Linked DNA regions of Homo sapiens: region 2 is linked to region 1. Evidence: chromatin contacts called from ENCODE Hi-C or POLR2A ChIA-PET data. All regions are on one chromosome and are shown on one strand. The core of a region is the stretch at or near the end of the contact, and the rest is flanking DNA. Distances in the headings are between cores, read along the strand shown.

What was found. Hi-C counts contacts between places; a loop is a spot of excess contacts on that map. ChIA-PET counts read pairs that join two places held with the same protein, here RNA polymerase II (POLR2A). Pooled maps may share reads with other maps.
Region 2: a loop to region 1 is called in a map of Calu3, with 2.3 times the contacts of the local background. The contact joins two enhancer-like sites. A Hi-C loop is called at or near these places in 1 of 168 maps with a recorded cell type or tissue (Calu3) and 1 of 50 pooled maps. POLR2A ChIA-PET finds 5 or more read pairs at or near these places in 2 of 52 experiments (HEK293T and activated naive CD8-positive, alpha-beta T cell).

What each region holds. Positions count from the first base shown.
Region 1 is chr7:50,868,193-50,874,497 of GRCh38, forward strand. No RefSeq gene overlaps it. Among named protein-coding and RNA genes, the nearest start is that of GRB10, 88 kb to the left of the region's middle. RefSeq lists an enhancer at 1-158. Within about 2 kb of position 1,364, at least 4 of the 41 ENCODE cell types and tissues checked have a DNase peak (open chromatin) inside an H3K27ac peak, as active enhancers do.
Region 2 is chr7:50,960,497-50,967,082 of GRCh38, forward strand. No RefSeq gene overlaps it. Among named protein-coding and RNA genes, the nearest start is that of GRB10, 180 kb to the left of the region's middle. RefSeq lists an enhancer at 2,622-3,137. Within about 2 kb of position 2,640, at least 2 of the 41 ENCODE cell types and tissues checked have a DNase peak (open chromatin) inside an H3K27ac peak, as active enhancers do.

The DNA.
Region 1 (6,305 bases), core at 114-2,613:
GCCACACACCATTTGCAAATTAGTAATAACTGTGATATGCACTCATTCACTGAGGGTGCTTTGGACCTCTCTCCCACTCTCCATGAGTGGATGCTACATTTTTCCATAATCTACTGGATCTGCCATTTCCTAGGGACTTGCCTTTTTCCCACAAAACAGAGTTGAGGCAAAGGAAAAGCCAGCCCAGGTAGAAGAGGCAACAAAGGCAAGGGGTGGGGATCCGCATCATGATTTCAGGGAACAGCAAACGTTCCATGGGACTGGAGCCCTGAGTCTGTGAGGAGAAATGAACAAGTCTACCACAGTCATCCAGAATGAGAGGCAAAATTATGTCACAAAAGGTGTGAGTGGGAAAACTGGGCCCAGCGGCAGATTATTCCAGGAAGGGATTGTGCCTTTGTATGTCTCTGCAATGCTAACCTCAATGCCAGTTCCTCAGAGTGTTACAGACATTTGCCATGCATCTGTTACTCAAGTGCTCTGCTCAGAGAGGGTCAGTCTTAAGCCCCCAGGAGCATCCTGTTGTGAATCGGTTCACACTTCTTTGAGATGGGCAAGAGGGAAATGTGATGTATAGGGAGAAGAGGGGTGGAGGAGAGGTTCATTCCCCTAGAGAAGCTGATGGAGACAACCCAAGCTTTAAATAAATCAACTCTGGTCCTTTAAACAAGAAAAGGGGATTTCATTACTATGTTGGTCAGCTGGAGACAGCCCTGGGGCAGAATATGTAACCTATTAAAGAAACAAAACCTCTTGTAAATGCCCTTAAAGCCAACACAGTTCTGTTTAATTCAAATAAATTCTCTTTATCTCTCTAAAAGGGCTTTCTAAAAACTTCAAGCTTATACTTTAATAAAGTTAAATCATTTATATGTAGAGAAATGCAACATTTCATTGCTATAGTACTTTCTATACCTCAGCCTTTTCTTTAATTTAGTCTTTTAATTCAGACTTGCTGAATTCGAATCAACAGCAGAGAGCAGGAACTTTGGAGTCTTATTTACCTGGGGTTCCTCCCCATCTTTCATCTTGGTGGCTGGTCAAGTTAGCCAGCCTCTTGAAGCCTGTGGTTTCCCCTTCTGTACACTGAGGACAATAACAGGACTCATCCCAATGGGCTTGCATGAGGGTCACATGAGGTGATGTGTATTATGCACTCAATGTGCCCAAGACATTTGTGCACGTATTATTATTAAGAACAAACCACAAAGTGGGGTTTACTTTTTGATAGCTTCTTAGTTCTGAGGTAAGTTTATTTCCTTGCTAATATTCCTTTTATCACATATAAAAGAGGTGTGTCTAAATCTCACTGCATCATTATGAAAACATGGCTCACAGTCGAGTCATGTGGGTGGTAGCCAGACACTGTGTCTTTGTTTGGTCATTTAGTGATGCAACCCTTGAAAAATTCTCTCTCTGATAATTCTGTTGGGAACAGTTTCCAAGCCATTAAAATGTTATTCTTCCAAATCCTCCTGCATCGGCAACGGGAAAAAAGACAAAATGCAGTGTCATTTGGGCTTTGCCTAAAATGAATTGAATCCTCCTCAGCAACAGATAGAGTGTGAAATTGATCATGAATTTTCTGAAGTCAGAGTCGTGACTTGCTGATGACATGTGTCACGAATGCAGGTAGAGGGATATCTCCTTAGCATAATTTTCATGGGTTTGGAACTGGAGGTAACTTCTACAGGTGACTGGAGCAGGAATTTACACCTGCAGGGACCAAGGGAAAAGATTTTTTCAGCAAATGAGTGACTATTGATACTTCAGAAAAAACATTTACCTGAGAGAGTTAAGCATTTTGCAGATATTTATTTACATAGAAGTAGTTGGAAATTAATTACAAATAATCCTTATCTATTTTTAAAGCAGTTCCACTAGGGAGAAAACTTGAAAGTCTCGTACAAGGTTATTCTATGCACAGGATAGAAATTTGGAGCCAAAAGAACAAATTAATCCATCCTCCTAATTTTGCAGATGGGAGAAGGCAGGAAATAGGAACCCTGTCTTGGATCATAGAAGTGGTGGTGACCAATGAGGGCCTAGAACAGGGACAGCAAACAGGCTTCTTCTCTGGCCCTGGCTTAGTGGATTGGAAGGGGTTTCATGGACCCCTGTTAGAAGGATATGCACCAAGGACATGACAGCATAAGGGCAACCATGGGGGGCCATTCCTGGACCACTGTCTAAATTACCTATGTTAACTAACCAACATTTATTATACACCAACTGTATGCTTTATCTAATTTTTTTCAACCATGCATACTCCCCCTAAAGGTATGAATTCATAGTCCAGTATAATCATGGCATATCTTCCTAGAGCTTCAATTTTACTTGGTGGGTAGATAATTTACAATGAAAATTTTCTATGAAAGCAAATGGACTAGAAAGCCAAATTCATGTGAACAATAAAACATGCAAGTTAGGGACATGTTATGGTTGTAGTTTTAGACTCTGCTCCTGGGCTTCCCTGTGTAATCCACTCAGAGATATTTTGGCAGAAAAATTTGAGAAGTGGATCCAGATAAAGTAGTTGAAGTTTATTCCTGGAGTCACACATCCTGGAAGGGGTGGCATGGAGGTCTGTGTAACTGAAGAACTGTTGTGCTTTCTGTTACAGAGTCCAGAGTGAAGGGAGGAAGCCTTGAGTTTAAAATCAAGGGCACTGGAACCAGATCAGAGGGGAAGGCAATATTATGGTCTGCCTACTGTGAGGCAGCCACAGCAGAGACTTGAGTATAAATTCAACACAACCATTTTCAACACGTCTCTGAACATGGAGCCCCCTTAAGGTCACATGGCCTACCCACCTTTATAAAGCCTACAAAGACCCTGGATCTCCTAAGAATATAGGGTTTGTTTTGCTGGAGAACAGAAAAGACAGAAGTAGGGGGTGATGTTTAAGTATAGTTTTAAAAACATCATGGGAGACATCAAATGCCTGGCAGAGCCCAAGATATTCTAAGCATTTCTTTGTTTCTGTCTCTCCTTTTTGGCTGGCTTGGACATGCCAGGTTTCACTATATTTGGAGACAGCTAGTTGAGTTCTTCCGGGGTCCCTATGATAACTGGGTGGGCAGCCACAGAACTCCAGATTCCTCTGTTGTGATGGAGGTACGGGAGGGCATCTCTCGCTGTGAAATGCTAGGGCAAGAATTCCACAAAGAGAATTTGTCTATTATTGACGCCTTGTATGTCTCCATAGAGAGGTGTGTTGCTCGGGGAATGTGTCAGCCAAGAACCTAAGGTCACTTGGATAAGCAACCAAAGAAATCAGACGGGTACACATCAGAAGGATGTGGGTAGAAGAGAATAGTTAGTACCAACTGTGAACCCAGGATATCTGAGAGAGGTCTCAATCAATTTATAAAGTTTATTTTGCCAAGGTTAAGGACGTGCCCACGACACAGCCCCAGGAATTTCTGACGACATGTGCCCAGGGTGTCTGGGGTACAGCTTGCTTGAATACATTTTAGAGAAACATGAAATATCAATCAATATGCGTAATATGTACATTGGTTCTGTCTGGAAAGGTGGGACAGGGCCAGGGCAGTGCCAGGTCACATTCTTTTGAGTCCTTGATCAGCCTTTCCCTGAATACACAGTTTAGCCTGGCTCGGTGAATCTGTATTTTCACATAAACAATAGGGCAGAGGAAGCAATCAGATATGCATTTGTCTCAGGTGAGCAGAGGGATGACTTTCTGTCCTGCATCTGTGAAGATAAGCTGTCAGTTTACATTGCCAGGGTGAAATTCAACAGAACTGTTTTAGGGATGAAGGTCTCGAGGCCCACATGAGTTTCCTTGTGGGTAAATTGCGAGGGAGATATGTAGCTTTAAAAAATATATATATATATTTGTAGCTATCTTACTTAGGAATAAATTGGGAGGCAGGTTTGCCTGATGTAGTTTCCAGCTTGACTTTCCTCTTGATTTAGTGATTTTGGGGTCTGAGATTTATTTTCCTTTCACACAACTATAAATATTTGATTTAGAAAAGTGGTTCTTGAGCATAGGGGCTAAGATGGCCTAGTAGAAACAGCTGCAGTCAGAGGCTCTCACTGAGAAGAATGAAAATGGCGAGCGAATCCTGAACCAGCAACTGAGGAATCCTGGGACTGACTATGCGGTTGGTGCAACTCATGGAAAGCGAGGAAAAGCAGGGTGGAGCCATGCCCACCTGGTAGTCATATGGGGCAAGGGGAGCCCCCACCCTCAGCCAAGAGAAGCATTGGGTGATTGTGCTACCCCACCTGGGAAACCACTCTTTTTCCATAAATCTGTGCAACCCACAGATCAGGAAATCCCCCTCATGAGCCCATGCCACCAGGGCCTTGGGTCCCAAGCACAGAGCTGTGCAAATTCTCTGCTGCCACTAGGCTGGAGACTGCTTAAGACTACAAGTTCCTGGAGGGAAGGGCGGTGGCCTTCACTACAGCTACAGTCTGCCATTATTCCCTGCTTCTTCTGGGGAGACTGAGCAGTTTGGACCCAGGAGGAATTCCCCACAGCACAGCACAGTGGCTGTGGCAGATCATGGCCAGACTGCCTCTTTAGGCTGGACTGTGACCCAGCCCTCCTCGCTGGGCGGGGCCTCCCTGCAGGAATTTCAGCTACCCCAGCCAGGGGTTTACGGACAGAATTCTGATCTCCCTGGGACTGAGCTCCTGTGGGGAGGGGGCCACACTCTCGGCAGATCAGCAGATTTAGTCTTTCCCCCTGCTGGCTCTGAAGAATCTGGGGAGTTCAGACAAGCGGGACTCCCCCCAGCGCAGCACACCCCCTCTGCTAAGGGGCAGCCAGAGTGTTTTGTTAAGTGGGTCCTGGATTCTGTGCCTCCTGACTAAGTGAGAACCCACAACAGGGGTTGCCAGGCACCTTATACGGGAGCCTTCCCACTGGGATAGGTCTGGCGCCCTTTTGGAAGGCAGCTCCCTGAAGAAAGAGCAGGCAGCCATCTTTGCTGTTCTGCAGCCTCCACTGGTGACATCTCTAGGTGTGGGAGGGACCCAGGCGAATAGGGTCTGGAGTGGATTTCCAGCAAACTGCAGCAGCCCTACAGAAGAGAGGCCTGACTGTTAAAGGAAAAACAAATAAACAGAAAGCAACGACAACAACAGCATCAACAAAAGAAGTCTCCACAAAACCCCATCCAAAGGGCAGCAGCCTCAAAGATCGAAGCTAGATAAATTCATGAAGATGAGAAGGAATCAATGAAAACCACTGAAAACTCAAAAAGCCAGAGTGCCTCTTCTCCTCTAAATGATCACAACACCTCTCCGGCAAGGGCACAGAACTGGGTGGAGGCTGAGATGAATGAATTGACAGAAGTAGGCTTCGGAAAGTGGGTAATAACGAACTTTGCTGAGCTAAAGGAGCATGTTCTAACCCAATGCAAATAAGCTAAGAACCATGATAAAATATTACAGTAGCTGTGAACCAGAATAACCAGTTTAGAGAGAGGAATATAAATTACCTGATGGAGCTGAAAAACACAACACAAGAACTTCACAATGCAACCACAAGTATCAATAGCCCAATAGACCAAGTGGAGGAAAGAATTTCAGAGCTTGAAGACTGTCTTGCTGAAATAAGATAGGCAGACAAGATTAGAGAAAAAAGAATGAAAAGGAATGAACAAAACCTCTGAGAACTACAGGATTATGTAAAAAGACTGAACCTACGACTGATTGGGGTACCTGAAAGAGACGAAAAGCATGGAACCAAGTTGGAAAACATACTTCAGGATATCATCCAAGATAACTTCCCCAACCTTCCAAGACAAGCCAACATTCAAATTCAGGAAATCTATAGAACCCCAGTAAGATACTCCATGAGAATATCAACCGCAAGACACGTAATCATCAGATTCTCCAAGGTTGAAATGAAGGAAAAAATGTTAAGTGCAGCCAGAGAAAAAGGCCAGGTCACCTGAAAAGAGAAGCCCATCAGACTAACAGCAGACCTCTCAGCAGAAACCCTATAAGCCAGAAGAGATTGGGGGCCGATATTCAGCATTCTTAAAGAAAAGAATTTCCAAATCAGAATTTCATATCTGGCCAAACTAAGCTTCATAAATGAAGGAGAAATAAAATCTTCTTCAAGCAAGCAAATGCTGAGGGAATTTGTCACCATCAGGGCTGCCTTGCAAGAGCTTCTGAAGGAAACACTAAATATGAAAAGAAAAAACCATCACCAGCCACTACAAAGCACACTGAAATACAAAGACCAATGACACTATGATGAAACTACATCAATGAGTCTGCAAAATAACCAGCTAGCATCATGATGACGGGATCAA
Region 2 (6,586 bases), core at 1,390-3,889, 94 kb after region 1:
TGAACAAGAAATGAGAATCCTGCTTTTAAGTATTTCATGTCATAGTGTGCAGGATACACAGGGCAAACAGCCACAAAGAAGCAAGAGGATTCATAGTGATAGACTGTCTGCTGGAGGGGACACAGGGCGATCGCTGGAAAGCAGGGGAAGGTGGGGGACTGAGCAGGGCTGTGGCAGGGCCACTGTCCTTAGACATCAGGGAGGGGTCCTTCAAGAGAACAACATCCCATTGCAGGCCTCTCTGCAGTGAAGAAGCCAGCTGTAGGAGAGTGGAAGCAGCTGCGTCCAGCAGAGGCAAAGCTCCGGTGAAGATGCCCAGGCAGGACCCAGCTTGGCATGCTAGGGCGGAGCTTCCCAGACCCACCCCATCTTAGCCTGTTCAGGCCACTGTGACAAAGACACAGACTGGTGGGCTGAAACAACAGGAATGCATTCTCTCATGGTCCTGGAGGCTGGAAGTCCAAGATCAAGGTGTGGGCAAGGGGGTTTCTCCTGAGGCCTCTCTCCTTGGCTTGCAGACAGCCGTCTTCTCCCTGCGTCCTTACATGGACTTTCCGCCGTGTGTGTCTGTGTCCTCCTCTCTTTAAAAGGACACAGGTGCTACCAGATTAGGACCCGCCCTAATGACATCATTTAACCTTAATTACCTCTTTAAAGGCCTATCTCCAACACAGTCACACTGGGCTTAGGGCTTCAACGTATGAATTTTGGAGGACACAATTGAGTCTACTTAACATTGTTAAATGCGCGTTGCCAGGCACATCCCCAGAACTTCTGAGGCAGTAGGTCTGGGTTGAGATCCGAGAATTTGCATTTCTAGCAAGGTCCCAGGGGATGCTGATGCTGCTCATCCAGGGATCCCAGCTTGAGAAATATTTCAAAGTTTCCAGGAAGGCAACAAAGGCAGCAGCAGAAGGCGCCCTGGGAGATTGGGAAGGATATGGCTCAGGGCAGGAGGAGGAGGCAGACTCGTCAGGGTCCTGGGGTAAACGTAAGCGTCTGGATGTTCCTCAGAGGGTGGAAACCATGGGAGGGGAGGACCGGGGAGCGCATTTCACAGAGCCACATGCCAGTGCCCTATAGAGAAAGGCTCATAGGCGACAAGGGGGTCCAGGTGGGAAACTGAGGCAAGGGGTCCTGGCTGCACGGCTGGAGCCTGACCAGGTGGTGGAAAACCCGTGGGATAAGTGGATAGAGTTGGGGTATGTTTGGAAGACAGAGGCCCAACAGCTTTCTGGTTCCCTGGCTGGAGGAGGCAGGTGAAGAAAAAGTAGAAATTAAGGGTGTGTCCTAGGTTGGGGCTTGGGCATCTGAGTAAAGTTGACGCTGTTAACTGCAATGGGAAATACTGGCATAAAAACAGGTGTGGGGGAGAAAGTGGAGACTTCTGGCCTGGGCACATGAGGTCTGAGATAGTATAAGAGGTCAGAGGCTGGGTGTGGCAGCTCACGCCTGTAATCCCAGCACTTTGGGAGGCTGAGGCAGGTGGAGAACACTTGAAGCCAGAAGTTCAAGACCAGCCTGGCCAATGTGGTGAAACCCCATCTCTACTAAAAATACAAAACATAAATAAATAAATTAGCTGGGTGTGGTGGTGCACACCTGTAGTCCCAGCTACTCAGGAGACTGAGACAGGAGAATCTCTTGAACCTGGGAGGCAGAGGTTGCAGTGAGTTGAGATCATGCCACCGCACTCCAGCCTACACAACAGAGTGAGACTCTCAAAAAAAAAAAAAAAAAAAAGAGGTCTGAGATGTTACAAGATGTCCTGGCAGAGATTCCAATCTTGAGTCCAGACTGGAGAGGGAGGCTGAGAGGCTGGGGGAGAGGGTCCATAGAGCTATGGGTACAAGTGAGCCAGAACACCAAGGCAGGGAGTGAGGGCCGGGATGGAAGGAAGGCTGGGAGGGAGCCCTGGGCATCCAGCACCCAGAGGGTGAGGAGGGGAGGGGAGCCGCCAAAATGTGTGCCGTTCAGGAGGAAACCCGCGGAGTGTGAGTCAACCAGCAAAGCCTTTCAAGAGGACCAGAGTGGCCAGATGAGTGCACAGCCCCTAAGGGATAGATTAGAATGAGGACTCGACCCATGGGAGGGCTGGACGCCCGACCATGTAGGCTGCAGCACATGTGAAGACCAACACCAGCAGTCTGACCACTGGTCAAAAGCATGAGATTTGGTATAAAGGAGATTTTTGTGTAAGCAATAGTTTCTGTTCCTCTTAGCCACATGATTTGAGAAAATTATTTAAATGACCCGAGCCTCACCTTCAACATGAGGAACATCATATTCCCTTTGATAAAATGTTGCTGGTGTAAGTGCTCCATAAATGACAGCTTTTATTAGCAGAAGCAGAGATAATCCAACTTCAATGGGAGATTAAACAACGACTTCTGTTTAGAGCTTTAAAATGAGTGAGATGTGTCCACCGCTGGGGTTCTTCTCTTGGTGCCTGCATTGCCCTGCAGGAAGCCTGGTGGTGGTGCCTGGTGTGGTCTGCCAGCTCTCAGCTGGGTGGGAAAGTGGTGCTGAATGGCCCCACCTCTGCTCTGGGTTTTGCCCCACAGGTCGCTGCAGGCCTGCCCCTGGGCTGTGCTGAGTCATCTCCGCAGGCAGGACCTCCCCAGGCAGGCACAAGGCACTGGGAGGTGCCGCCCCTTGGGCCCAGGCCAGTGGAGTTTTAATTGCTGCTCCTCTATTGTTGGCTCTGGTTCCGCTTCTGGAAGGTTTCCAGCCTTTGCTCCTGGGCTTTGGTCTCTTCAGGGAGCCTCCAGCTGCCTCTTTGTCATCAGTGAAGCCACTGAGACCTCCTCTTGGCCCTCCCCCTCCTCCTCCTCCTCCTCCTCCTCCTCATCTTTGCTGGATAATGAGGACTTCAGATCTTGTTTCTGAAGAGAGAGGCTGAGCTGACTTCTGAAGGGTGGAAGGCACCAAACAGGGAGAGGTTTCCAAATCTGGGGACACAGGACAACTGAGTCCCAAATTGTGAACACTTTATTTAAACCCTAAAGGACAGGTCTTTGAAGACTGACTACAGAGGCCACTCAAGGGGATGGAAAGAATATGGGCTTGGGAGGCACAGGCACCTGGGTGCAGACGCCTAACCAGTTCCATCAGGACCTGTGGCAGGTTGCCCACCTACACCAAGCCTCAGTTTCCCCATCTGTGGAGTGGACTGATGTCCACGTGCAAGCCATAGGAGAATTGCAGACAATGCATGAAAAGCATGGAGCCCGAGGGCTGGCTTTAGTGGGAGTCAAAACATGATCACTTTTTCTGTAAACTTTAATTTGGAGATAATGTCAAAGCTACAAAAATTACAAACAGAAAACTAGTACAAGGAACATCTGACTCCTTTATGCAAATCTCCCTTATTGCTGACATAAAAAATGGTAACGTGTTAAATCAATATTTTTAATGTTTAAGCTATTGCGTTGCAAAAACTTTACAGTGTGAACCCAGGCATGTCTCTCAATGTCTCTGAGACTGCCTTTGCTCATCTGTGAAGTGGGAAGGATGTTGTAGCATTTACACCACAGTGAGGGATGAGCAGGAACTTCTGGCCTAGCCACAATAACATAGCTGTCCTAACGAGGCAGGAAAATAGGGTCTGGAGGCAGAGAATATGAGGCTAGTTCACACTTGAGCTATAACAGGAAATATCCTCTCCATAGGGCATACACTATAAATGACTTTGTAACTTTATTTCATCCTCTCCCTTTACATGGGGTGTACACCAAGTCACCAATGTAATCCTCTAGTGGATATTTAAACTCAAAAAACCTCTGTAACAGGGCCTTTGATCCCCTATGCTCAGGCCCGCTCCCACATTGTGGAGTGTGCTTTCATTTTCAATAAAACCCTTCCCTCCTTGCTTTGTGCATTTTGTCCAACTCTTTGTTGAGGACGTCAAGAGCCTAGACACCTTCCACCATTAACATATTTTGGCGAGCCAGCCAGAAGGAAGAGATAAGCCCAAAGTTTGGGATTCATTTTTCTCCCTTTCCTTTCTGCTCCATTCAGGGGCTCTCTCTCTCTCTCTCCCTCTCTCTTTTCCTTTCCAACTTGGGACCCTTGGTGGGAAGCAGGTAAACATGGAAGCAACTGCAGGTTTCTGGCCATGGCCAGTGAAACTAAGGGGTTTCCATGTGGAGAAGGCTGACCGCCACCTCTTCATTAGCTTAAGGAACCTTGGTCTTTTTCATTTCCACCTTCCCGCCCCCCACTCCCATCCCACTTTCTTTTTCAGTCTTTCAGAGGCTGTTGCCTACTGGCTCCTTGGAAATTGAGGGCAATCGGCTGGGGTCACTCCCTAGTACTGCCTGAAGGCCTAAGAATGAATGGGTATAATTGCCCTGCCCCAAGTGGGAAGGAGTTGTTTTTTTATCTTTTCTTTTTTTGTTATTTCTTTCTTTCTTTCTTTCTTTATTTTTATTTTATTATTATTATACTTTAAGTTTTAGGGTACATGTGCACAATGTGCGGGTTAGTTACATCTGTATACATGTGCCATGCTGGTGTGCTGCACCCATTAACTCGTCATTTAGCATTAGGTATATCTCCTAAAGCTATCCCTTCCCCCTCCCCCCACCGCACAACAGTCCCCAGAGTGTGATGTTCCCCTTCCTGTGTCCATGTGTTCTCATTGTTCAATTCCCACCTATGAGTGAGAATATGTGGTTTTGGTTTTTTGTTCTTGCGATAGTTTACTGAGAATGATGATTTCCAATTTCATCCATGTCCCTACAAAGGACAAGAGCTCATCATTTTTTATGGCTGCATAGTATAGGCATGGGCAAGGACTTCATGTCTAAAACACCAAAAGTAATGGCAACAAAAGCCAAAATTGACAAATAGGATCTAATTAAACTAAAGAGCTTCTGCACAGCAAAAGAAACTACCATCAGAGTGAACAGGCAACCTACAAAATGGGAGAAAATTTTTGCAACCTACTCATCTGACAAAGGGCTAATATCCAGAATCTACAATGAACTCAAACAAATTTACAAGAAAAAAACAAACAACCCTATCAAAAAGTGGGCGAAGGACATGAACAGACGCTTCTCAAAAGAAGACATTTATGCAGCCAAAAAACACATGAAAAAATGCTCACCATCACTGGCCATCAGAGAAATGCAAATCAAAACCACAATGAGATACCATCTCACACCAGTTAGAATGGCAATCATTAAAAAGTTTTTTTATCTTTTCCAAGTGTGGTCCCTGATCCCTACATGCACCACAGCTCAGGGCAAACTCACATGTGTTTCAGGGGACATAAACTTTTCTTATGCTAAATTCTTTACTTATCATATTCAACTGGCTGAGGAACAAAAAGGCCCACCCGGCATCCAGTCCTTCTCATTACAGTTCATGGCTATTCCTATAAAGCTCATAGTAGGCTCTGGAGAGGAAAACCTGCATGTGGCACCCACCTGAGGCCAGAGACATCTGGAACTCTAAGATTGGACCCCACAGGAGGATGCTGTGTGGGTTCTGTGGATCCCAGCCACTCCAAAGAGGACACTCTCGGCAGAGGTTCTGAGGTCTAGTTTTAACCCTCCTCAGAATTTTCTCTCATAGTTGCAATGCTGTTTGGCCCTAACATTGTTTGGAATCTGGAGTTTACCGTTGAATGGAAAGTGGAATGGCATTGCATGTACCCAGGCTTCTGTGCTGCAGTTCTAAGCAGGGGGCCTGGTTAACGTGTGATGCCCTCCTTTGGTACAGTTTGGCCCAGTGCCCACTGGAGTCTGGGGAGGTTTGGCCTTTAAAAATCAAACTGCCTTGGAGACTGCTTTACCCGAAATTTTGGTTAAGTCTAAGCCATTTTCAAGTTCACGTGACTTAAAGTATTACTTTACTAAACAAACTAGCTTTAAGATTATTGGTGGAATAAAAATAGAAATGCCTTCAGAATTGTCAGCATACGTTTTGTCTGAATTTTATGTTTGTCTTTGCTAGATATTTTAAAATGTCAATGTTAATTCAAGCTGGGAGCTGCTTGGGGTGAGCCTGCCTCCCATTCTATTCAAAGTCTCACTGAGATAAATGCATATCTGGTCACTTCCTTTGGAAAGGCTCATCAGAAACTCCAAAGAATGCAACTGTTTATGATCTGAAAGCCCCCAAGTCCCCTCCTCACTTTGAGTTGTCCCGGACAAAACCAATGCTCATTTTACATATGTTAATTGATGTCTCATGTATCTCCTTAAAAGTAAAAATTTAAGTACAGTGAATGGGATAAATGTTTTAGGTAAACTTTTTGTGTAAATTAAAATCTTAAAGTTATTTTTAACACTCATTTAATATCTAGGTCATTTCCAATTAAGAAAGGGTTGTAATATGTAGAAATATGTTTCTGAAATTATGGAATTGTTCTTATATATAAATGCTCATATCTAATAGTTCAGGATTTCTTGCCTTTTAGGGTTTCACTAAAGTTTTAGGTTACTAAGGATAAAATTCTAGTTAAGATGTAATTCTGTGGTTATTATTAAGACGTAATTTCTGTTATGTTGATAACATAACAGAAAGGGTTATGTTATTAGTGGGGAAAAAAAGTAATTTTGTTGAATTCAGAAGTTAT